Regions from separate parts of the Mus musculus genome. Here region 2 is linked to region 1. The links are chromatin loops, found by intact Hi-C in ENCODE. Cell type or tissue: left cerebral cortex. All regions are shown on one strand. Links, peaks and the distances in the headings refer to the core of each region. The heading gives the core; the rest is flanking DNA.

Region 1 (12,128 bases), core at 2,055-10,054:
GTGTGACCCATCCAATAGCTGACTGTGATCACCCACTTCTGTGTTTGCTAGGCCCCGGCATAGTCTCACAAGAGACAGCTATATCTGGGTCCTTTCAGCAAAATCTTGCTAGTGTATGCAATGGTGTCAGCGTTTGGAAGCTGAAATATCTTTAAAGGGGAGGGGAAGGGTAGGAAAATTAGATTTGGTTAGGCCTTAAGAAAGTCAAGCTAGCAACTGTTATTCAGTCTCTGATGCCTAGAAAGCTCAGGGCTTGACTGAAGTTCTGACTGGATCTGTCTGAAAGGTTGAATGAGGCAAGATGATTTTGACTCCTGGTATCATGGAATCCATGACACCAGGAGTCCAAACACGTCAATTCAGCATGTCTGAGGACGAATCTGACCAAAGCTGTACACTCTGTAATATACAAATCTCAAAAGAGAATTTAAGTACTGTGATGGTTTGTATATGCTCAGCCCAGGGTATGGCACTGTTGGGAGGCGTGGCTTTTTTGGAGTAGGTGTGGCTTTGTTCGTGTGGGATTTAATATCCTTGTCCTGGCTGCCTGGGAGTCAGCATTCTGCTAGCAGCCTTCAGATGAAGCTGTAGAACTCTGAGCTCCTCCTCCACCATGCCTGCCTGGATGCTGTCATGTTCCTGTCTTGATGATGATAAAAGATATTCTCTGAACCTATAAACCATCCCCAATTAAATGTTGTCCTTATAAGAGATGCTTTGGTCATGGTGCCTGTTCACAGCAGTAAAACCCTAAGACAAGTACCATTAAAATATCTGTATGGATTGTGTTATTCTGTGTAGGGTGCACACTAGTTAAGGATGAAATTCTGCTCCTTGTTTGAGCATGTGAAAGACAGGTGTCTTTTTATGAGCCAATTTTAATAATAACCAATCATAAAACAGTTAAAGCCATTTCATTATTAAAAAATCATTTGACTATGAGACATGTCTGCTCCTGACAGTACCTCCCCCCATCACAATTCAAAAAAGATATTGAGCATCATTACCTCCAGTTGGGCTTGATTATTGTGGCAAGGCTGCCACCTAGCTGACACAGGTCATCTACAGACAATACTGTCCAGAGAAGGACAATTTTTGCCGTATAGTTGACTATTAGCTTTGCTGAGACAGGATCAGTGGCCCTTCAACTTTTTGCATAATAAGTATGTCAGATAGATGATCCTTGACCAGAAGGCCTAAGACAGAAGCTCTTGGATTCTGAAAAATGGAGGACTGTCCAGGTAATCAACCATCTTTATAAATTGGTCAAGTTTCATAAGCTATGCCTTGTGCTTCCTATATTTTCAGTTAATATTTAGTCACTCTCGGATTTCTGATAGGGATAAAGACTAGTTTTAGTCTCATAATCAAACTCAAGTTGCATAAGATAGAGAAAGTTTATATAGTAGATAACATAGGTTTCTAGTGATATTACAGGCTAAAATTCTAAACATAATCCAATGATAGAGTCAATTCTTTCATTTAGGAAATATGGTAGACTACTTTATCTAAATTGACAAATTGATGGACTAGATGTCATTTGTACCTCATACTGTGTAGTTTGCTTAATAGTTATGGTTTTGTTCAATTTGTATCTGGGAGAAGAGCTTTTTTATAATCCCTTAGGTTGGAGTGGATGGTTCTGGCTATTTTATAAATTATAGATATGTTGTCATTTTGAGGGATATTGTGCAAATGTTGTAACTTTGGACAGGAAGAGGAAACAAGAGAACTTAGATTCAGGGATTTCTACCTTTCCTCTTCTCTGTGCTTCCTTCTTAGATAAAGGAGAGGGAGTTGTAAAGGAAAGTGGGGGATATAATAATATTATAGAAATTAGAGAAATAGAGATAGGATATTAAATTTACTCCTAAACAAAGCATTGTATAGCCATAATCTTACATTGGTAGAAACTTTTATACTTGATGCAAATTGGAAGTTTTAATTTCTTACATTGGTAAAGAATTTGTATGTATTAATACTGGTTTAAGGTTTTCATTGGTATAAAATTTTGTATATTAATACAAAATTTTAAATTAATATTATTGCTCGTAGATAGGCATTATGCCTATGCAACTCATATAAGAATACAAAGGCTGGGAGCTGCAGAAGTGGCTCATCAGTTAAGAGCACTGACTGCTCTTCCATAGGTCCTGAGTTCAAATCCCAGCAACCACATGGTTTCTCACAACCATCTGTAATGAGATGTGACACCCTCTTCTGGAGTGTCTGAAGACAGCTACAGTGTACTTACATACAATAAATAAAGAAATCTTTAAAAAAAAATAAAAAGAATGCAAAGGCTTAGACTCAGTCTCTTTAATAGCTGCTATTACAAACTGTTTAGGATGACTGTACTGGCTAATTTTGTGTCAACTTGACACAGGCTGGAGTTATCACAGAGAAAGGAGCTTCAGTTGAGGAAATGCCTCCACGAGATCCAGCTGTAAGGCATGTTCTCAATTAGTGATCAAGAGGGGAGGTCCCCTTGTGGGTGGTGCCATCTCTGGGCTGGTAGTCTTGGTTCTATAAGAGAGCAGGCTGAGCAAGCCAGGGGAGGCAAGCCAGTAAAAAACATCCCCCCATGGCCTCTGCATCAGCTCCTGCTTTCTGACCTGCTTGAGTTCCAGTCCTGACTTCCTCGGTGATGGACAGCAGTATGGAAGTGTAAGCTGAATAAAACCCAACTTGCTTCTTGGTCATGATGTTTGTGCAGGAATAGAAACCCTGACTAAGACAATGACTAAGTAATGTAAGTTAATAGTTAGATAGTGAAACTTATGGTCATATTAGATTCTAATTAACTACAACAAGTGTTTTCAAATAGTATTCAAATAGTGAATAGCTAAGCATAATGAATGTTTGACAATTACATTTAGATAGTCTTCAGAAGTTTCAGAGATCCACAGAATATAGAACTTAATATTATTTCATCACTGAAGATCATTTGACTATGAGACAGGTGTGATCCTGAGAGTGTCCCCATCCCACTTCAAGGAAGATATTGAGCATCATTGCCTCCAGGCTGAGTTGTTTCCATCTTGGCAAGGTAGCCCTGGGCAAGAATTGCCCTAATTCATCTGCAGACAAAAATACTGTCCAAAACAGGACAAACAGATGTGGCATAGTCAACTGCCTAGTTCTGCCAAGACAGGGTAAGCTAGTTCTTCATAATTCCTGTTTCATTAAAGGTCTGTCAGATGTTTCTGTGCCAGATGGCTGAAGATAGATGCTCCAACGTTGTAAGAAATTAGGGGACTGTCCAGGAAGTCACCTGTCACCACAAACTGTGTAGTTTTGGAAGTTGTACCTTTGCGCCTCCTACATCTTCAGGTAATATTTAATTTCTTCTCAGATCTCTGATGGGATGGAAGACTAGTTATAGTCTTATATCAAACTTAAGTGGTTTAGCACTAAGGAAGATAATCTAGATTTGTAAGGATAGATTTCAGATGGGAATACAAGTTAAAATCAACATAATTGAGGCACAGAACTATAAACATCTTAAGTTAGGAGAGATGATAGAGTACTTTATCTAAATTGACAAATATGAAGGGCTGGATGTTAAGTGTATGTCATATTTTATAATTTACAAAATTGTTAGGGTTATGTTCAATTTATATCTGAGAGAAAACAGCATTTTTATTGGACAAAAGGGGGGAATACGTTGTGAGTAGCCCTGATGCTGTTTGTATTCTGATGTTAATTCTGCTTCCTCAAGAGAGGCTGCTCCCTGACAAGCAGCTGATCATGTACTCAAGTGATCTTAGGTGAACCTTTTCCCCATTTTAACTGGTCAAATAAAGGCTAGAGGCTATGATTGGGCAGTGGAAGGAAAGCTGGGACAGGGGGTCTTGGGGCAGGTAGAAGGAGGAGGAGGACAAGGAAGGAGAGAGGACAAAGAGGGGGAAGCCAAGATGGAGCAGAGCCACCTGGCCAGGAGAACTGCAAGTAGCAAAGGGTCTCATAGCCGGGTGTGGTGGCGCACGCCTTTAATCCCAGCACTTGGGAGGCAGAGGCAGGCGGATTTCTGAGTTCGAGGCCAGCCTGATCTACAGAGTGAGTTGCAGGTCAGCCAGGGCTATACAGAGAAACACTGTCTCGAAAAAACCAACCCCCCCCCCAAAAAAAAATACAAGTAGGTGCAAAGGGTCTCATAGCTGGAGAATAAGTTAGTGTCGTGTTAGATCTGCCTAATGTAGGCTTATAGCTTATAAATATAACTGAATTGTGTGTTTTCTATATGGGCTTATTGGGGTTGAAAATGACGGCAACAGTCTAGATACACAAATGCACACACACACACACACACACACACATCACCCCAGCACTAGCCACTGCTGTCAGGATATTTAAAGGTAAGGAAAAGCTGAGAATCTGCTGCAGGACAGGGGAGCCTAGTGAGAGTGGAGTGCAGTGCTGCCCTGCACTGCACATAGAGGAAAAAGAAGAGACGGGTGGACCCAGGCAAAGTGACCCAGGGTTAAGAGTGGACCCAGGCAAAGTGACCCAGGGTTAAGAGTGGACCCAGGCAAAGTGACCCAGAGTCGGGAAAGAATAAAGAGGAAAGTTTAAATTCCATGATAAAAGTGAAAATAAAAACAAAATACTAAAGTCTAGGAATATTATAAAACCGGTGCTAATGAAAGTCGTGTGTGTGTGTGTGTGTGTGTGTGTGTCTGCACACAAGCCCTTTCCACCCATGGTACAGGACTTTGAGCTGTTAAAAATCACTGCTATCGTCAAGTTCTTTCTATAAGTGCGTGTGTGAACTTGTTGAGTGTGCTCTGCTGCTAGTAACTTCCAGGCCTAGAGTTCTCAGGAGGAAATTGAATCTGGTCCACCCTAAGATCCCAAACCACATGAGATCAGCTATTCTTGGGACTGGCTGCAGACATAATGTTGGCAGATTCGTTGCTAGCCCAGTCACTCTCCCATTTGCAACTTTTATTTGAGTCCAAGAAAGACATCTCCCATGACCAAGTGCAGGTTATGTTTTCAGCCAAACCAAGTTTACTACCAGGTCAGGAGCACATTTGAGTCGGTGCTTTGTCGCCACCTGCTGGAGCAAGGAGGGACGGCCACCTCAGTCCTGGCGCAGCAATAACCCTTGTGAATAAAAGGTGAGGAGTCTGCAGCAGCTGACCACACCCCCCAAACTCCCATGGGCTCAGTGAACCAGGCTCTAGGGCCTCAAATTCGGACTCCGCTATTGATTATTTCTGTGGTCTTGGCAAAGTGATTCGCCTCTCTTTTCCTGTTCACTGGAATTCTGTGGTTGTAACCTTCTTAAGTCGCTGTGAAGGCTAAGATGCTGTCACGCTTCCATTGTGAGTTGAAGGCTGCCTGTGCAGCTGAAAAGTAAGGCTGTGGGATCCACAGCTGCCTTGTGGTGCTATCATTGATCTAGAAATTCGTGTCCAATGCTCTTCTTTTGCCAGGTCCCCTAAATAGGTTGTTGTAGTTTCCCGCTCGTATTTGGTTGTGTATGTGATTTTAGGAAAACACAGATTACAGGGGAAGGTTTTGGGTTGGTTTGTGTGTGTGTGTGTGTGTGTTTGTTTGTTTGTTTGTTTGTTTGTTTGTTTTTTCTGAAAAGTACCCAGAGCTGCTAGGAGCCCTGACCTGGGTAAAGGAATGGATGAAGGAGAGACACACTTCACCACAGACAATGTCAGGGAAAGCACAGGAGGCGAGGCAGAGTGACGATAGGCCTCCCTGAGGAGGAAATGGGCAGAGACTAGGGGTTGTAAAATGTCATCGAGATTGATGGTGTCTCTTCTAGAAGCTGCATTCCCCATGTCCTTTGCAGGCCCTTGGGTTTCTTCCTTGGCCCTACAGAATATACGCTGCTCTCTGGTGCCACCGTGTGGTACAAAGGGGAATCCGCAGGAGGAGCCAGCAGGCTCAGGTCTTCAGGCTCCTGCGAAGTCTAGACCTCATTTAGGGATGCTGGACCCTTTGAAATGGTGACCATGAGAGGATGAGGCAGCCTAGAAGTCACAGAACCTGAACTTTCCCGGGCTCATCTGTGCTGGGGTGGTGGTCTGCTTAGGCAGGCTTGCTCTTGCTTCTCTCCTGGAACAGAGGTAAGGAGCGTCTAACCAGTGACATCCAATGGGGCTGCACCCTACATGAGCATGCAGAACGTAACTCCCTTCATTCTGCCCAGTTTTTAGCTTTATAGTCTTCTTCTGGCTGAGTTGGGTTCTGCCTAGATAACCTTGGGTAATTATCACTTCCATCCCACCAAGCCCAAGGCTTCATTAGGGGAAGGGGGGTTGCCTGGGACATCTTGGGACGTTAAAAGTCTAATCTGGAGCCTGTGGGTGTGTTAAAGAGGAAACTCACACGCATTGATAAGCGTCAAATCCAGCCAGACTGTGTGGCTGGAAGCTGGGAGAAACTGATTCACTATGACAGCTGTCCATCTTTAAAAACATCTAGGTTGGCCTGACACCCTTCAAATTAAGTACATTGAAATGATGTGTTAGCCAATGTTCACCTCATGTGACAGTCCTGAATGCATGGCTTTCACACCACATAGGATGACATATCTCTGTGGGTAAGGGCCCAGTGAGGCCCTTACAGATCCTGGTTCCACCCTGGCTCTCTTTCTCCAGGGGCCTGTGGTGAGAGCCAGTTTCCTCCAAGCCTATGGGGGTGGAAGTGGACAATGACAGGGCAAGCTAGACACGGGCACTAATTCGTAACTCATGCACCCTGCTCCTGGCAGAGCTTCTCTGGCAGAGGGAGAACCAACCCACACAAGGCCTTGAGAACAGGGAGACGGAGGCAGATTCAGCCCATGGCCTCAGCAACTGAGTAAGGCCCAGACATAACTGACTCCTTAGCCATCAGGGCCCTCGTTATTTTCAGATGTCAACTGGAACAGTAGGAGGCCCTGCTTTGTTGCTGGCAGAACACAGGCCAGAGCCACCCCTTGCCCCTCGTCCTTTAATATAGATGCCTTCCTGACTTTCATCGTTTATCACAAACAGTTCCAATACCAAGGAGACCCTGGTGGGCACTAAACAGAAGGAGAGCAGAGGATGTGGCTGGAACAGAGCTCAATCTCCAGAATCCACATAGTGGGAAGATATAAGTCATTTCCACGATAAGTGAACAAAAACAAATAAACAAATGCAATTAGAATGTATAATGAACACAATTAAAATTTAAATAGAGATTAGTATGACCTAATTTTTCTTCTATTATTAAAAAAATACAAATCCCATGTTCCTTTACTAGATGAGATAGCTTGGGTCCTGAAATGGTCACCAGGGTGGCCTCTGATTACTCCTTAGAAAGGGACACAGGGGATGGAGAGATGGTTCAATGATTAAGAGCACTGACTACTCTTCTATAGGTTCCGAGTTCAATTCCCAGCAACCACATGGTTTACTGAATAACATTCAGTAAAAGCCAGACAGGAACGACCAAGCTCTGAGAAACAGAGGACTTTAAACATGCCATATGGCCTGAAAGGTGGATGCTATATGAAAATATATGGGGAATCTGAAGAGAAAGATAAAATATAAGAGCCATGGCAGTTCTACCAGCGAAAACCCAATCTACACATACAATGCAACACCAGGGAAATCTGTGCAAGGCCTTTAGCAGCAGATGGGATGGGACAGGATACAATTGGGGGGGGGGTCCCTGGGGCCAAGTCAAGGTGGGAACAAGAGGAATCTGAGGTACACAAAATTAATTCCAGTGCATCCACACTGTTAGTCTACAAGCAGAAAATATATAACATATTTGAGGAAGATATGACTGAGAATTTTCCCATTAAGACATCAAGTCATGGATCCTAGAAGCTCAGTAAAGCCCAGAAAGGCTAAGAATGAAGAAACATCCACCATAAGTCCCCGTGTGACGCCCTGCTTGCCCAGGTTTCAGTTGCCCACCAACTGCAGTCTGAAAACATTAAATAGAAGACCAGAGATATACAGTTCATCTGAGCAGACTCCCACCCCACCCCATGGTCCCTCTCCCCCTCCCCCATCCAGGGATATGGAACCTTCCTTCATGCTGAGTATCCACAGTAGATTCCTCCTTCCCACTAATCAGATTGGCTGCTTGTTCTTAGTTGCACCTGGCTTACTACTGCAGTGGCCCTGGAGAGTCACTTGCCCAGAGCAGCTTCCTCCAGAGAGATCATTACTAATAAGGAAAGAAAAGTGCTGAGTGCCAGGTTGGCTGTGGTGACCTGAAAGAATGAATCCTCTACCCACAGAGCTGTGAAGAAGGCGCAGTGCTCTCATACCAACCACAGAGCAGATGTGATAAGACAGAAGCCTGCTTGGGATGAGAAAGGCCCTCTGTGTGTGCACAGGATGAGGTCTGGTCCCATCTGTGGATTCAGGTAGCCACTGGAAGCCCTGGGACAAGGCCCTTCCTTTCTGAGCAAGGGGGAGCTCCAGCTGATGTCTTAAGTATAGCTATGTAGTGATGCGAAAAGGCACATAGAAGGAACTCAACAAAGTGGCATGATGCATTCACAATGATAAAGGACAAGACGACCCGGAACTTAACCTTTACAGTGCTGATAGGAAACACAAGTCAAGCTGGATTCCCCTATTCAGCAAATGTCCTTCAGAAATGAAGATAAACATAGACCTCCACAGACCGATGAAAGCCAAGGACTAGGTCCCCACCCGGGAAAGCCAGATGGAAATCTGAATGAGCTCACACCAAGATGAACTGGTTGGTTGTTTTTCTCACTTACTCTATAAATGGGCAATTGCTTAATTCCCTAGATGTTAAACAGGAAAGCGTGAGTCCCAGAAGCTCTGTATGCTCTAAGAATACAGTTTGGGAGATAAGGAGATGGTTCAGTGGTTAAGAACATTGGCTGCTCTTCCAGAGGACCAGAGTTCTGTTCCCAGTACCCCATTGTGGCTCACAACTGTTTAACTCCAGCCACAAGAGATCCAGTGCCCTCTTCTGGCCTCTACAGGTACCAGACATGCATATGGTGCACAGACATACATGAACAAAATACTCACATACATAAAGTCAATAAAAAAGACGACCAGCTATGCACTAGTCAGTGTTTGCCTCGAGGGGGTGCATCCAATATGCTTACTCTTCACACAACTGGCTGCATGGCCTCTCTGACACTGCAGTGACCAGACAGAAGTGTACAACACCTAGCCAGCAACTGCAAAAGCACCACTGTGTGTTCCAGGATTAAATCCCTTCCTGAGAACACATTTGGTAAGCATTCTGAACTCACCATTCCCAAAGGGTAGCAGCCATGCACCACCTTTGAATTGGACAGAAGTGATCACAGGTAAGGGATCCTGGTGGCCTTGGGTCCAAGTGACCTGATACCCACAGCATCCCGCAGCAGTGCTTCCAATACGTGAGAGAACAGCCAGCAGTCCCAGAAGCTAATTCCTACGTGGGCCATTCTAGATACAATGACACCTGAGTGCAGTCTGTCCCTGGCACTGGGGTACAGGCGTCATGAGTCAGGACAGTCAGACCCCTCTACACAGACCCTGCTCCCTCCCCCTCCCCCTCCCCCACATACACACGTCTGCCCCTCTTTTCTCTCTCCATCTAGCCTATGTCTAGTCACACTAACTAGAAACAGACCTCTTTCCTTTGACCTCTACACATCTTCTTACCTGGTCAGGCCTGTCATTTGGTTGATAGTTCAGGCAGTGCTTGGAGAACTGGTTAGACATCAGTTGTGAAGTATGATTTCCCTATCACATGTGGTGCCAGTCAGCTCAGACTACCCAAGATAACGGATGTATAAAGAAGAAGGGCCACTGCTATGGTGGTGCATGCCTGCAATCCCAGCCTTTAGGAGGCTGAGGCAGGAGGATTTTGAGTTCCAGGAGAGCCTTATTTTAACACCAAGTAAGACTCTGCTTCAGAAAAAAAAAAAAATACAGGCATTTTTTTTTAATTTTAGTGTAATAGTTTTCAATGGATCATGACTTAACAAATCATGTTTAACGAATTAGATCACACAAATTGTAGTAAAATCTTTTTTAATAGTACCCTTAAGATAAACATGGAAAACCAATAGCAATACAAGGACATTTTTTTTCTCTTCTTTGTGATGCTCCGTTAGACTAGAGGCTGGGAGGAGAATGGCTCCACGGTTCTCCCCTCAGGAGCTATGCAAGGAGTGAGGCTTGAGTCAGGCTTCTGACAGCAGGTTATATTAGTGGGAGGCCAGTGCAGCCAATTGCTCTAACCTGGCTCCCCAAACACCACAGATCCATAAGTGCTACACTCTGGGCAACAAGCCTCTTTACAGTCAAGTCCACAACTGAAAGATAATCTCTTCATGGAAACAAAGTGAGGGGTCAAAGCACTAGCAACTGGGAAAGGGAGGTGGGCTCACTGTGCCATCTAAGGCCTCGTGGGGTGAAGTCGAGGCTGACGTGCAGAAGTCGGCCTTGGCTCACCTCTGCAGGTTCCGAGCCAAGGTGTCAAGGAAGCAGCCTGGCTGCTGCATGCCGTCAGCTGAGACTCCAGATGCTGCTGCTGCTGCTGGTCCTCTGCCGCCTTCTCGTCTCTATGCCAGGAGAAAGTCCGGCACTGGTCCCCAGTGCCCAAGCAGATGTCATGGGCACAGAGTGAGAGTGTGACAGGGAAACCCAACAGCAGCAGGGCTAGCCTCAGCAGCCTTTCTGAGTAATGTCCAGCCCTGAGGACTTTGTGATTTCCAATGTTGTGAATACCTGTTTGCAAAGAAAACAAGAGATGGCAACGTTACTGCTGCTTTAACAAGGACGTGCTCCAGCTGCACTGAGAGAACACATTGAGTTAGGTTGCTAATATAGAACATACTAGAATCAAAAATCTCTGATGTTGCATTTCAAAATTGTTTTGAAGCTAGGCTAGTTAAAGCCGTTGTACCTCACTGTGGGCTGGGGAGACTCTAACTGGGTAAAGAGCTGGCAATGTGAGGACCCAAGTTCAAGCCCTGAAAGCCATGTTGAATGTGCAGGTACATGCTTATAAAATCTCCATGTCATGGAGACGGAGATAGGTACATCCTGGGACTTGCTGGCCAGCAAGCTTAGGCTATCGGCAAGCTTCAGGTCAGTGTGACACCCTGTCTCCAAAAGAGGTAGACAGTACCTAAGGAATGACACGCAAGGCTGTGCCCTCGGCCTGCACGTGCACGCGCACACATATACACACACACACACACACACACACAGAGAGAGAGACACATGGATACACACAGACATACCCTCCTGTTCCTTACCTCACCACAGGTGGGGTGGATTCCAATGGTATCATCCAGTAGCTGCTTCGTGAGCCCACATTTCATTGCAGCTGCAAATCCCTGCGTGATTTCACCAGCATTTGGCCCCAGAAGGTGAAATCCCACCACACGTTCCTTTAATAGAGACAGAACACAGAATTCCCATAAGCTAAAGATCAGAATGAAAGTCTACTCCCTGTCATTCACAGCTAAAATATATAAGATCACCCACAGGAAAGGAACTGAGCAGTGAACAGCCTCTCAAAGGATCTGTCAAAGGACTCGGTAAATGTGTGGTAAGAACTCACACTCAAATTTACTAGCACACTCAATTTGCCTACCTACCGGTGATGGAGCTCATGGGTGGGTGTGACTTCTGAATTCCACTGAGACAGGGCCACACAAACATGGCACATATGAAATAAGGCCCTACACTGGTGTGATCCCAGGGGCTGTGATCTTAGGAGGAGGATTTGTGGGCTCCGTGAGCAGGTGCCTGCTCCTGACACTCAGTAGAGCTCAGGAATGGCTGGTGGAGGCCGTCAGCAAGGCAACACGCAGTGGGTGTCAGGGTCATGGGGGCCACAGGCTGTGGCTGGATCCTGGCCTCCATTCTGATCCACCGTGAACACAGAGGCAGGGACAGAGGGGACAGAGCCAGGTGCATGAGACATCCCTGCCTAGTGCCCTGGAACTTCTCTCTGAGGGCCTCCCCTCAGCACTCCATATGCGCCATACCACTGAAGAAACACACACAGACGTGCACTGTACACAGAGCACTGCACACAGTGCTGGATGGTAGCCAAAGTGTCAGGAGCCACAGTTGTAGACCATCCGTGTGAAACCATGGGCTCTGGGCAGCAGCTCCTCCTGCGTCCTAACA
Region 2 (12,128 bases), core at 1,354-9,353, 860 kb before region 1:
TTCACTGCAGATTCATGGAGAACCTCTGCTTCCCAGGAAGGGCCCTGACCTGTAGCCATCTCAGTTTTCCTTCCAGACCATTCTGGTAAGATCTAGAAGCCTTATTTAACTGACAGTGACATATGTAGCCACTTGTGGGTTTTGCCCTGTGCACTGCTCAGTTCCAATCATGCCTGTTGGGGAGGAGATGGAATGGCCTGTGGAAAGTCACCTTGCTTTCCTGGAGACCTTTCCTGCACAGTGGCTGTCCCTGTGGTCTGGCTTAGGGACACTGTACTAGTCAGCTTCCAGCCCCTGCAGGTGCAAAGGCTCTGCCTCAGTGTAGGGGCTTGCCTGATGTCCCAACAAGGGGTCAGTCAGCAGAGTGGAAGGTCTCCACAGTCAAGGCAGCCAACAGGTAGGACTTTCCAGGCCCTGGACATATAGACTCATTTCAAATGGTTCCCAAGAAGGTTCCATGGGATGAAGAGCCAGCCACAGGGCCCACTGCTATGGAGGCAGGGTGCTTTCTCCTCCTGCTTCATTATCCTTTCAGTATATTCCCAGGTCCCAGGCTCTCTCTCCAGGATGCTGTGACAAGCCTCACGGTTACTCCCTCTCAGTTACATGTCATTCATGAGGATGACTGTTCCCGTGGAGCTCTTTCTATGAGTGCCAGTCACCCTTCAGCTCCTTCCTCACGGTGGCTTTCCTAACTGTTCCTCTCAGAGTGTATGACCCTTTCCTTCACTAGTCTGTGTTCAGGCCCACCCACCATCTCTGATTAGATGAGCAAACCTACCCTACAGGTAGAGATGGCTCCTTCTGCCCACTCCATCTTCTACAGAGATGAGAGATGCTGAAAGGGACTGGCCAGCTTCTCATGAGACTGATCCCACAGAAAGCTGTTACTTAGATAAAGGCCTCTACACAGATGTCGTCCATAGTCAGAATGAGGTCCTATTAGACAGTCCAGTCAGCCATCTCTACTTGGACTTGTCCCAGAGCTGCAGGGCTGGTGACTCAGTGCCCTTTATGTGCCGTATTATCCTGACCACCAGAGCTCCACAGGCATGCCCTGTCTCTTTCTTGAGTCCCATGAGGCATTAACATATTTATTTTGTATGTGGGGTAGTGATGGGGGAGACATTTGCAACCCCAAGTGCCCAACTGCATTCCCACATCTCCCTGGAAACCCTTCTTTGTTCTCCATAGTCTGCCAGCGGCTCTGAGAAGATCCCTTCAGGGCTGAAGCATTTGAGAAGTCAGGGCCAATGCTGAGAATTCTCTAACTCCCTCTCTCCAATGCACAGACAGACGGTGGAGTCACAGAGTATTGCAATGGGCGATCCGTTGCTTGGAAGGGCACTGTCCTGGAGAGCCAGGACCTGAGATTTAGAGCAGGAGGGAAACAAGCCCCTGAGGTATTGAATCCCTGGGTTATGTCACTCAGTTTGTTCTGGCCTCTCCTGACTGAGGGGACCTGGATATAGGGCCTGAGTAAAAAAGCCAGGCAGACAGCTCTTCAGACTTCTACTTCTCCTCAGCAAAGGGAGTTCCGGGGAGAACAAAGGCAGCCATGGAGGCACATGGACGGGAGTCCCCATGTGTCCTGTGGCTGTTTATGAGCTGCCTGATTCAGGATTCTCCCTCCAGTGGCAGATCCCAGGAAGGGACATTTGTTAGTTCACCTTGGTCTCCACATCACCAAGGCCTGTCTGCAGGAAGATGGACTCAGTCACTCTGCAGATAGGTACATGACCCCAAACACCTCCTGGGTCCCAGCAACTTGTAATGCTCCCACTTGTACCCAACCCTGAAGACTGGCAGACAGGATCCAGTCAGGTAAGGGCAGGGCAACTTACCCCTGGTAGGTCCTGCTGGCCTGGGAAGCTGGGGCTCAGCTGAGAAGGGAGGAAGGGAGAGGAGAGCAGCAGGCTCTGGTTTCCAGCCCTGGCTAGGCTCTGGTAGCCCAAGTTGAGCAACCACTAGCGTGTACCCACTGTGTTGTATCAAAGTCCCTGGGCTCTTCTGTTGTGTGCCTAAGGCAGTTCCAGGAAGGGTAGCTGTGGGAACATATCCCTGTGTGGGAATCTATAGGTTCCCCCTGGAACCCATGCTGTGGGCTTATGGAATGTCATTACTGGTCAGATGGCACAAGCCAGTGAAGTCACCCTCCCATGAAGCACTGCTCCCAGGCACAAAGCTGGTAGTTGGTGTAGGAAGTTAGTTCCCTGTGAGTGTGGGCACCTGAAGGGATCACTCTTGTTGTCACTATCACCACGCTGTGGCAGAAAGCCATCGAACTCAGCCACCATTGAAACAAGCCACCACTGTGGAAGCAGTGGGCCTCCTGTATTCATTGCTTATTCCCCTTCAGCCCATACCAGTACATCCTGCATGCCATGGTCCTGAAAAGCTGACTGGGACAATGCAGGAACTGAGAATGGGCAGACACGTACGGAAAAGCTGGGATGGGGTGGGCCGTGCTTGCTGTGGTGGGGCCCAGTGAAGCAGCATTAGGTAGTTCCATACGGAGGTCTCTGCTGGGGAGCAGTCTCAGGTGGCAGTCCTGAAGGAGGAAGCTGCTGTTGCTCATCTTTGCACCCGATGGTCAATAATTTGTAAACCCTGATTCTTGGATCAGAGGGAGACTTTTCGATCCCTCAGAGCAGAGTCTCACTTGGGGAAGGCTTTGCCACTCTGCTGGGTCTGAGGCAATGGGTCCTTGATATGGCTCTGCCCTTGCCAGCAACACACACTTGCTCAGGAATTCACACATACCCATCCCCCCCCCCCCCCCCCCGGCTCCCTCACTACAAATGCATGCCTAGGTCTCCTCCATCCTAAAAAAAAATCCTTTCTTTAATTTTTGTCTCACTAGAATTTGTACATGGTGAGCACATGGAAGTTTTCCCTAGAGACAAGTGTGACCTATAGATAGCGTCTCCCTTCCAAAGGCTGAGGTACCTTTGCCTTGGCCAATGCCACTCATGAATGCAATGATCTACTAGCCTCTGTAGAGGAAGGGGGTGGTTAGAAACTCTTGCCAGGCCAGTCAGGACCGTGCTACCCCAGGGCTGCTAGGTTCTCCTGGGAAGTCATCAGCCCGTGTGGCCTGGGCACTCAGAGCATACAGGCTTGGCAGAGCTGCCCACTGTCAGCTGTTCTCATGAACAGAGTTGGGGCAACTCACTCACTTGGCATTGCCGTGGTTCTCCACTGTTGCTGCCATTGGCACGTACTTGAGTCTCCTTTAGAGATTCCCCAGACCAGCCACCTTTGCCTCTGTTTTATATCAAGTGCAGTGTGCAGTGAGGTTGTGGTGGCAAAGGAGAACATGTCCAGTCCTTCAAAAGCAGAACCACATTGTCAACTTTGCTGGAAATCTCCCAGGACACAAGGTCTACCAGTGAGCTCATTGCGGAACCTCTCCCAGCTTCCCTGGAGGCCTGTACCAGGAACTGGATGTACCCAAGGAGTTGATGCTGTTTCCGGACAATTGTGTTATCATGAATCTATACTCATTTGGTTTAAAGAATGGTTGCTAGGACATACAAGCAACTCCTGTATATACTGGTACCCCATCAATGTTCTTTGGTCTTATTGTGACTTAAGCGTGCCTGCTGCTTCTCTAAAGGAGGGCTACACATCTCTGCTCTGAGGACACCAGATCTTGGCTAGTAGATTGTGGCTTTGTGCAGTTTCTTTAGATATCTACTCTTGCTTTTTAAACATGGTGGTAAAAGCCCATAGGGAGAACTGCGCACACTTGCTCTTCTGTGGGTTGCTTATATGGTGGCAGTCAAAGGCTGCTGGGGCCGCCAGTTAACTGGAACTGACTGGAGGCCTTAAAGTGGCTGAGCTACTATCACTGGGAACCTCAGAAAACTCCTCATTGAGCCACTGTTGGGAGACCCTGGCAGGAGCTATGACCTCTTATATCCTGGCCTCAGAATGACACTTCTGTCTTGATCCCTTGGCAAGGCAAGTCAATAAGGCTAAGACCAAGAAACAAGGTAGGAGGGACTGGAGGAACATGGAGAGGGGGCAGCACCAGAGGAGATGCTGGTGTTGCATATGTGCAGTAGCTACACACCCACTAAAAACAAAGGCAAGATGAGAAGACGACATGGCGGTTCATCTTAGCTGTCCTTAACAGATGAGTCGCTAACACAGTCACAGCACTCGTCATGCTGTTGCCTTTACTACTGTGATTTGGAACCAAAACTGCAGTGTGGTAGAGGTCAAGCCCACACGTGTTTGGCTTTCATAAAACCTTGGCTAGGTCTTGTTTTTAAAATAATTTCATTGCCAAAAAAATTTCCATTCTAACCCTAGTGTCCCCTAAACTCACAATTCCCATCAAATCATGACCTACTGAGAATGCTCTTTAAGGCTCTGGTCGGCTTGCTTGTGCACATTAGTCCTTTGTTCACTCGTTCACTCACAGCAAGGCCAGAGGCATTTCCAGATATGGCCAAAGCCTTACTAGGATGTTGGAGAAAGATGGGAGGGGACATCCTGCCTCAGGCACAGCACCCTGTCAGGTGAGCTACAGTGGGCACACTCGGCAGTTCTGGCCACTAGAGGGAGCCCGGGGCTCGCTGCCGGGTTCTGCGTGCTACTGGCCTGCCTTGGTAGCAGAGACTTCTGATCCAGTGCTCTGTGCCTCTCTGTACCTGTGCCTGGCTGCTTAACTCCACTGCACCCCACTACTTCTTATCTGTTGCAGGAGGGGGGTAGGGGAGGGGAGGGAGAGATGGGGGGAGGAAGCAGGAGAGGGGGAAGAGAGGGAGAAGGGAGAGGGAGAGAGTGAGAGAGAGGGAAAGAGAGAGAGGATGAGAGAGAGAATCAGATTTGCCTTAGGCATGGTAGGCAAGCTAAGTGAGAATTTGCATCTCATACCGGAGTCCTCCATTTTATTGCATATTTTTATGTACCATAGGTGTAATTAAGACTCCTTTAAATCAGGTTACTGAGTTTTTGAATTTGTGCACTTCATTGCTGAACCTGGGAAACAATCCATGTGACATAAACAGAAGGGAACTGCAATCCACATCACAGCCCACTCCCAGGTTCTTACAGTGTTCTCTCGGGGCAGCTGTGAAGCAAGGCTTATGCAGATCTCCGAGTCTCCAAGCTCCTGGTTACCTGGAGTTTCTCTTTGGGTAGCTTAAAACATCCTAGGTCAAGTGGTACCACCTGGATTTCTCAGAAGCTTTGGGGGCAGAGGCAGGGGGATTGTGAATTTGAGGGCAGCCTGGGCTCTGAGGACACAGTCTTTCCATGTATCACCGCAGGATACCTCCAGCAGTGTCTCCCCTCCGAGCACTTCTGTGGACTTCCAGTCCTTGTGTTTGGAGGCTGAGTGGGATACTTACTCCCTCCCCAGTGCCTGGCTCCTAACCTTCCATCTGAGCTCCATACATTGTCTATGTCCACCTTAAACCTTGTTCTGGTGGTGGGATCATACATCCAACCACACACCTGGCCATGCCATCGGGGGATCTGATTGGCATCTCACAGTTTTAGCCTATTGAGAACACGATTCTCCATCCTTGTAGCCTTAACCCTGTGGTTCCCACCTCCCCTGTTAAGGCAGTATTTATTCCTTGGTCCTCAGCGGGGCAGAGACCATACTTAGCCTGGCACTAGTTTCTTCTGCACAGCTCATTGCTCCACACACAGCTTACACTGCTGTGCTATGGTAACTGATGTCCCCAAATCTCAGAGACTCTGAACAAATGTTTCCATCTGCTTTTATTTCTGTGGCCCTCAGCACAGCTGGTCTCTGTCCATGTCTTCTTCATGCCAGAGGCAGAGCCAAAGCATCCGGCCTAATAAAGCTGGCAGGTCATGGCTGGAGGGAAGAGCAGTGACAACTCTGACAGCCCCTTAGGGTTTAGCTTCCTCTGTGACAGTGAAGACCCAGCCCAGGTGGGGCTCTTCATAGATGTGTGCATAATATTGATAACAGTCGCTGGCCACAGCAGCTTCTCTATGGATGTAGGATCGCATGGCTTATGAGGGTCAAAAAGACGTACCATCAAGGGGTGCTGTCTTAGTTACTTTTAAATTGTTGTGACAAGACACAGTACCAAGGCAACTGAGGGAAGAAAGGCTTTGTTGGCAGAGGGCAAGTTCATGGCCACTGTGGCAGGAAACATGGCAATAGGTAGGCAGGAATGATGCTGGAGCAGTAGCTGAGAGCTTACATGTTGAGACCACAACCATCAGACAGACAGACAGACAGACAGACAGTGCTAACTGGGAATAGTGTGCGTTTTTAAAACTTTAATAGTTCCACTAACTGGCGACCAAGCATTCAAACGCATGAGCCTGTTGAGAGGCCACTCCCATTCAAAACCACACAATGTAAGTACACAACTGGGAAATATCAAAGAAGGGCTGGAGAGGTGGCTCAGTGGTTAGGAGCATTTGCCACTTTTGCTGTGGACTGGGCTTGATTCCCAAGACACACATGGTAGCTCACAACTGTCTGTGACTATAATCCTAGGGGACCCAAGACCTTCTTCTGGCTTCTACAGGTACTTGGCACCCACAAGGTACACAGACATATATGCAGGCAAACAAACACCCATATACATTAAAGAAAAAAACTAGAAAATGGGGACCACATTACCTGTAGCCCAGGCAAGTCCCTAGGAGGCAAGGCTGAGGGCACAGCTATGGTGAGAGAAAGGGGTCATAAAAAACAGACATACCCACAAAAGTTCACCTCGAATTCCTACCCACAAAGTCTTCATTTAAAAGCCCAGAGTTCACCACAAAGTATCACAGCTGTGCATAGCTCTCTAGGCCTCCAGGACAGGCTACTATGCTTAAAAAGAAATCAGTGAAAATTCCAGATCTTTCTTGCATGAAAAGAGCAGAGAGTAGAATACATGTTCCCGTTCATTCCGGTTTGTATTGCTGTAATAGTGTCAGAATCACAAAAGCCTGTGCAAGCTCCTCTGGGGGCACAGGAGGGCCAGGTAGTAGGGGCTCTAAAGTTTTCAAAGCTTTTTTTTTTTTTTCATCTTGAGGTTTGAAGCATGTGAGTGTATTGCTTGATCCCTCACAGGGACCATGCTGAGCACACCTCCTCAGACTTCGAGTTTGCAGCAAGGAACAGCCCCCACGACAACAGCACACCTCCTCAGCTGTCCTCTGCCATTTCTGTGGCCCTGCAGAGCAAACCCTCTGCCCCCCCCCCACCGCCACCACACACACACACACACACACACACACACACACACACACACACACACACACACATACTCACACTGGTCTGAGATCATCAGCCCCACAGATCTTGGCAGAAACAAGCTGCAGGTCTAATTTGTATGGCAGAGGCATCCTGCTCCCTGGCCATGGTCCTGGCATGGCAACTCTCCCAGGAAAGCAGAGAACAAGGAGCTTTGTCCTGTCACCGATGGGGACACAAAGGCCCGGAAACATGGGCTGACTATAAGGAGGGGGGCACCTGTGTGGCCATTTGGCCTGCTGGGGACCCCTGCCTGTTGCCAAGGAGCCTATGGCCTCTTACCTCCCTGGACCCTGGACCACAAGCCCCAGGGTGCAGAGAGCTTTTGCTTTGCAGCCAAATGCCCGCAGTCTTGACTCAAAAGACCTGTCTCCAAGGAAATGGGCCTTCCTGTCCATGTCCAATGTCTAAAGGGGACAGAAGGGGTAGTCCTGTGGTTCTGGAAGGATCCTACAGTATCATCACCATTTATAAGCACAAGGGTGCAGAGGAGGGGCTAGGTGTCACCATCTCCCACCCAGAAACCGTGTTTCAAAAGACGGTGACGTGTGAGACTTGCACATACATTTGCCGTCACGGCTGGGTGGAGACATCAAACATAAAGGGCCCTGCTCCCAGTCACTTGCTGCTCATCCTGCCACCCAAGGACTACAGGCTGGAGTGGAGGATGTATGTTCTTTGGGTGTGGCCACTGTGCTGATCTCTCTGTCTGTTGACTTACTCATTGCAAAGGTAAGCCAGACATCTGCCCCTCCTGTGCCCAGGGACACTTGCCTAGCTGTTACCACTAATGCCACAAGACAATCCCCTTAAGCCCACGAGCTCTGTGCTGCACATGCATCTCTTCAGAGCCATCCTCGGAGCCTCTGTCTCTCTGTCTGTCTGTCTGTCTGTCTGTCTGTCTGTCTGTCTGTCTGTCTGTGTCTCTCTGTCTCTGTCTGTCTCTCTGTCTCTCTCTGTCTCTGTCTCTCTCTCCCTGTGGGTGCTGGCAGCCAGACCCAGGCCTTCTGAGAGAGCAACACCCACTCCTAACCTCTGAGCCATCTCTATGGCCCTCACAGTTAACATTTCCAGCAGGATGTGTCTATTGGCAATGAATTTCCTCAGCTTTTATCGGACAGAATCTTTCTCCTTTACTTCTAAAAAAAATTTTTGTTTTATGTACAGTTCAAGTCACTGGCTTTGCTTTCAAGTGTTTTAAATTTTTACCCACTCTCTTATTTATTTTATTTACTGAAAGGTTTATTTTTTAACTATGTGTATGTTGTCTGCATTTGTATGAGTATATACCACTCAAGCACAGTGGAACAATGTGGAGGCCAGAATGGGGTATTAGATCTCCCTGGTGCTAGAGTTTCAGGCAGTTGTGTGAGGCCAGACATGACTGCTGGGACCTCTGAAAGAACCATTCAGGTATTAACCACTGAGCCATCTGGCCATCTCATCAGCCCCCTACCCCTACTCTCTCCTTGCTCACTTTGTCTCTGGCAGAAAAATTAAAGGTATTCAAAGGTACCCTTGTGAAGTAGTTTCTTCAGAGTCCTTCTAGATTTTCTCTCTGATTCTCTGCTAAAATATGCTCATCTAACCTGTGTTCTTTTTTCTCTTCAGTTACAGAGCTTCTGTTGTTGACCTTTGACCGCATCCAGTCTGTGTTCTACCCACTGAGGACATCCATATTTAATGTCTTTACATTTTTATCTTCTTGCTCAGAGTTAAGATCTGCATCACATTGCTCCTTCTCCTGACTGCCGCCTGCTGTCTTCCATAGGAATCGCAATATATTCAGTCTGGTCTGCCTCCCTGTCCAGTCACCTGAATCATGTCCTGCCTGGGTCCCCCCCCCCCTTTTTTTTCCTTGATACTGCAGACTATGGCTTTTCCTTTTAGGATATTTTGAAACTTTTTGCTGAAAGCCAGACCTGAGGCATTGGTTGACAGGAGTGGTGTTTGGTGTTAAATGCTATGTAAACTTAGCTGGGAATGGAGCCGTGTTTAACACTGTGTAATGTCTTAGGGCTCCTATCACTGTGAAGAGACACCATGATCACGGCAACTTTTTTTTTGTTTTTGTTTTTGTTTTTGTTTTTTCGAAACAGGGTTTCTCTGTATAGCCCTGGCTGTCCTGGAACTCACTATGTAGACGAGGCTGGCCTCGAACTCAGAAATTCGCCTGCCTCTGCCTCCCGAGTGCTGGGATTAAAGGCATGTGCCACCACGCCCGGTTTCATGGCAACTCTTATAAAAACAAAACATTTAATTGGGGCTGGCTTACAGGTTCAGAGGTTTAGTCCATTATCATCATGGAGGAAACCATGGATGCCTGCAGGCAGACATGGTGCTGGAAAGGCAGCTGAGAGGTCTACAATTGGATCTGCTCAGTAGGAAGAGAGCGTGACACAGTCTAGCTTGAGTTTCTGAAACTTCAAAGCCCAGCGATACACTTTCTTCAACAAGGCCACACCTGTTCCAATAAGGCCGCACCCATAATAGTGACACTCCCTGTGGCTAGAGGGGGCCATTTTCATTCAAACCACCACTCTGACAATGCCTGTAGCTTCAAAGTCCATTGTCTCTCTCTCTTTCTCTCTGGACATCTTGACAGTGGTAGCCTTGGCTGTCCTGGAACTCACTGTGTAGACCGGGTTGGTCTTGAACTCACAGAGATCCTCCTGCCTCTGCCCTCAAGTGCTGGGAGTAAAGGTGTGTTCCACCATGCCCTACTCTACTCTATTCTTTTTTTTTTTTTTTTTTTTTTTTTGGTTTTTCGAGACAGGGTTTCTCTGTATAGTCTTGGCTGTCCTGGAACTCACTTTGTAGACCAGGCTGGCCTCGAACTCAGAGATCCACCTGCCTCTGCCTCCCAAGTGCTGGGATTAAAGGCGTGTGCCACCACCGCCCGGCTACTCTATTCTTTTGATTCTTCTGTCATCTTTGTGTTTCTCTGAGAAAATTTCACAACTATGTCTAATTTAGTGAAGTATATGTATGGGTGGGAACTATGCCATGTGAGGGGTATTAGGAGGTCAGAGGTCAGTTTGTGGGCATCAGTTCTCTCTTTCCACCGAGTGGATCCTGGGTATAGAACTTAGGTCATCAAACTTGGCAACAAGCACCTTTGTCCACTGAGGTGCCCCCCTGCCCCCCCCCCAAGCAATTCTGAAAGAGAGTCTTTCTCTTGCAGATCTTTCAACTGTAACCCCTGAACCCAGGCTGGAGCATGCTTAATATAGGGAGAGGATCTGTCTCCTGAGAAGGGTATTCTTGGGTTGTGGCCATGAGAGATCATTCTGAAAAAAAACCTCTGCCCTCTCTCCAGCTTAGGTGAAACACAAAGCCAGATTTAGGGGCTGGAAGGCTGGCTTCATTTTGCACCAGACAACAATCTGGCAAAGTCCTGGCAGTGTTGGCTTCCATTATGGAGACGGCACTAAGAGGGTTTATAAATGGGTACTATTTTCCTCCCTCTGACAGAGGCACAAGACAGTGTTTGTTTTGTTGAGACAGGGTCTCTTTTGTAGCCCAGATGCCTTGAACTTGTGTTCAGCCGTTGGCTCCAAAGCCCTGGATGTATAGGCCTTTGCAACCATGCCAGGCCACAAGGTAAACATTTTTATGGCTCTTCACCATGGAAAACAGTGGGCTTCCTGGACATCAAACTGTGGGGATTTTACCCTTGACTGTGACTTGGAGCATCCTGCTTTCAATTCCAGTGAGACACCAGAATGTTATGTGATTCCAATGGTCCACAGCACCCCACCCCCACCCCCAGCTAAGCTGGCCCTGGCTATTTTTGCTGGTCCATGGTCTCCACCCTAGGTTTCTGTTTCTCTTTCCCAGAACTGCAGTAACAGAATGCTGCAAATCAGGGCGCTGAAAGCAGAAATGCATGTACTTGCAACCCTTGCAGGTTGGAAGCTCACCGATTGCCAGTCTCACTGCTTCTGAGTCATTGGGGGGGAGGGGGGGGGAGATCCTGCATCTTGGCTGGCCCTGGCTTGCAGTTGTGAACACCTGGGCTCTGCTTCCATTGTCACATGGAAACCACCACCCTCGATCCCTCACCCCCAGCTCTGTCCCATGTCTCTTCTCTACCCAAAAGGACACTCTTCATCCTGGGTGGAAGACCCAGATCTGCTTCAACGTGACCTCATCATCAGTGATTTAAGTAATTCTATACTCAGTACTGTTCTTTCCCACAAGGCCCTGGGCTGAGGTGCTGGGGACTAGTTCCTTTAGCATAACCTTGGGGGAGGGGCATTGCTAACTCTGTAGAACTCCTTAGCCACCAGTGTCTACAGACTTGGGAGCCATGCCTGACCCTCTTGCCCACACCCTCAGTTCTTAGAGAGCCGGATGAAAACTTAATGTTGTTCAGTTTTGCTCATTGTAGGATGCAGGTGATGACCTCTGAACTCTTTGTTCATGGAAGCAGAAGATGGATGCCAATTGTTGAGTTTACAGGGGATTTAACTCCTTCTTTTATAGACTCTTGGGTCCTGGGTGGAATCAGCATGGAAGGCCCCCTGGGTAGCACAAGCCACTTCCACACTTGACACCTGCTGTCTGTCACTGATGCTGGTTCTTTTATCAAGCACATTTATGGATGGCTAGACTTGGTCCAGCTACTCTGCACATAGCACTGGGTCCTTGCTGTGGTGCTACACACTCTGGCATTTACACAGCGTAGGCTAAGCACAGGGTGGTAGGGTGTGATGCTCAAGGAAAGGAAATGAACTAGGTCGTGGCAGCACACACTATTGATCCCAGTGCTGAGAAGGCTGAGGCAGGAGGATCTGAGTTCAAGGCCAACCTAATCTACAGAGTGAGAGAAACCATGTCTGGAAAAACAAACAACAAACAGAAAAACAACAACAAC

The links. A loop is a pair of places that touch in the nucleus more often than their neighbours do. Peaks named below come from ENCODE experiments on the same cell type or tissue, not always from the same donor. Only the 100,000 strongest peaks of a DNase experiment are listed, where the experiment ranks them.
Region 2: a loop joins it to region 1, with 4 times the contacts of the local background. A loop is called at or near these places in 11 of 42 quality-filtered maps.

What each region holds. Positions count from the first base shown.
Region 1 is chr6:89,673,313-89,685,440 of GRCm38, reverse strand. Txnrd3 (thioredoxin reductase 3) reads right to left here. Exons shown (of 16, transcript NM_001178058.1): 15 at 11,246-11,380; 16 at 9,912-10,712. The coding sequence ends at 10,644. Among named protein-coding and RNA genes, the nearest start is that of Vmn1r40, 35 kb to the left of the region's middle. In left cerebral cortex, for the core only: CTCF peaks have their summits at 5,069 (motif pointing left) and 5,874 (motif pointing left); DNase peaks (open chromatin) are centred at 5,068 and 5,869.
Region 2 is chr6:90,530,589-90,542,716 of GRCm38, reverse strand. No RefSeq gene overlaps it. Among named protein-coding and RNA genes, the nearest start is that of Aldh1l1, 14 kb to the left of the region's middle. In left cerebral cortex, for the core only: CTCF peaks have their summits at 4,561 (motif pointing right) and 8,995; DNase peaks (open chromatin) are centred at 4,562, 7,415 and 8,998; H3K27ac peaks cover 399 bases.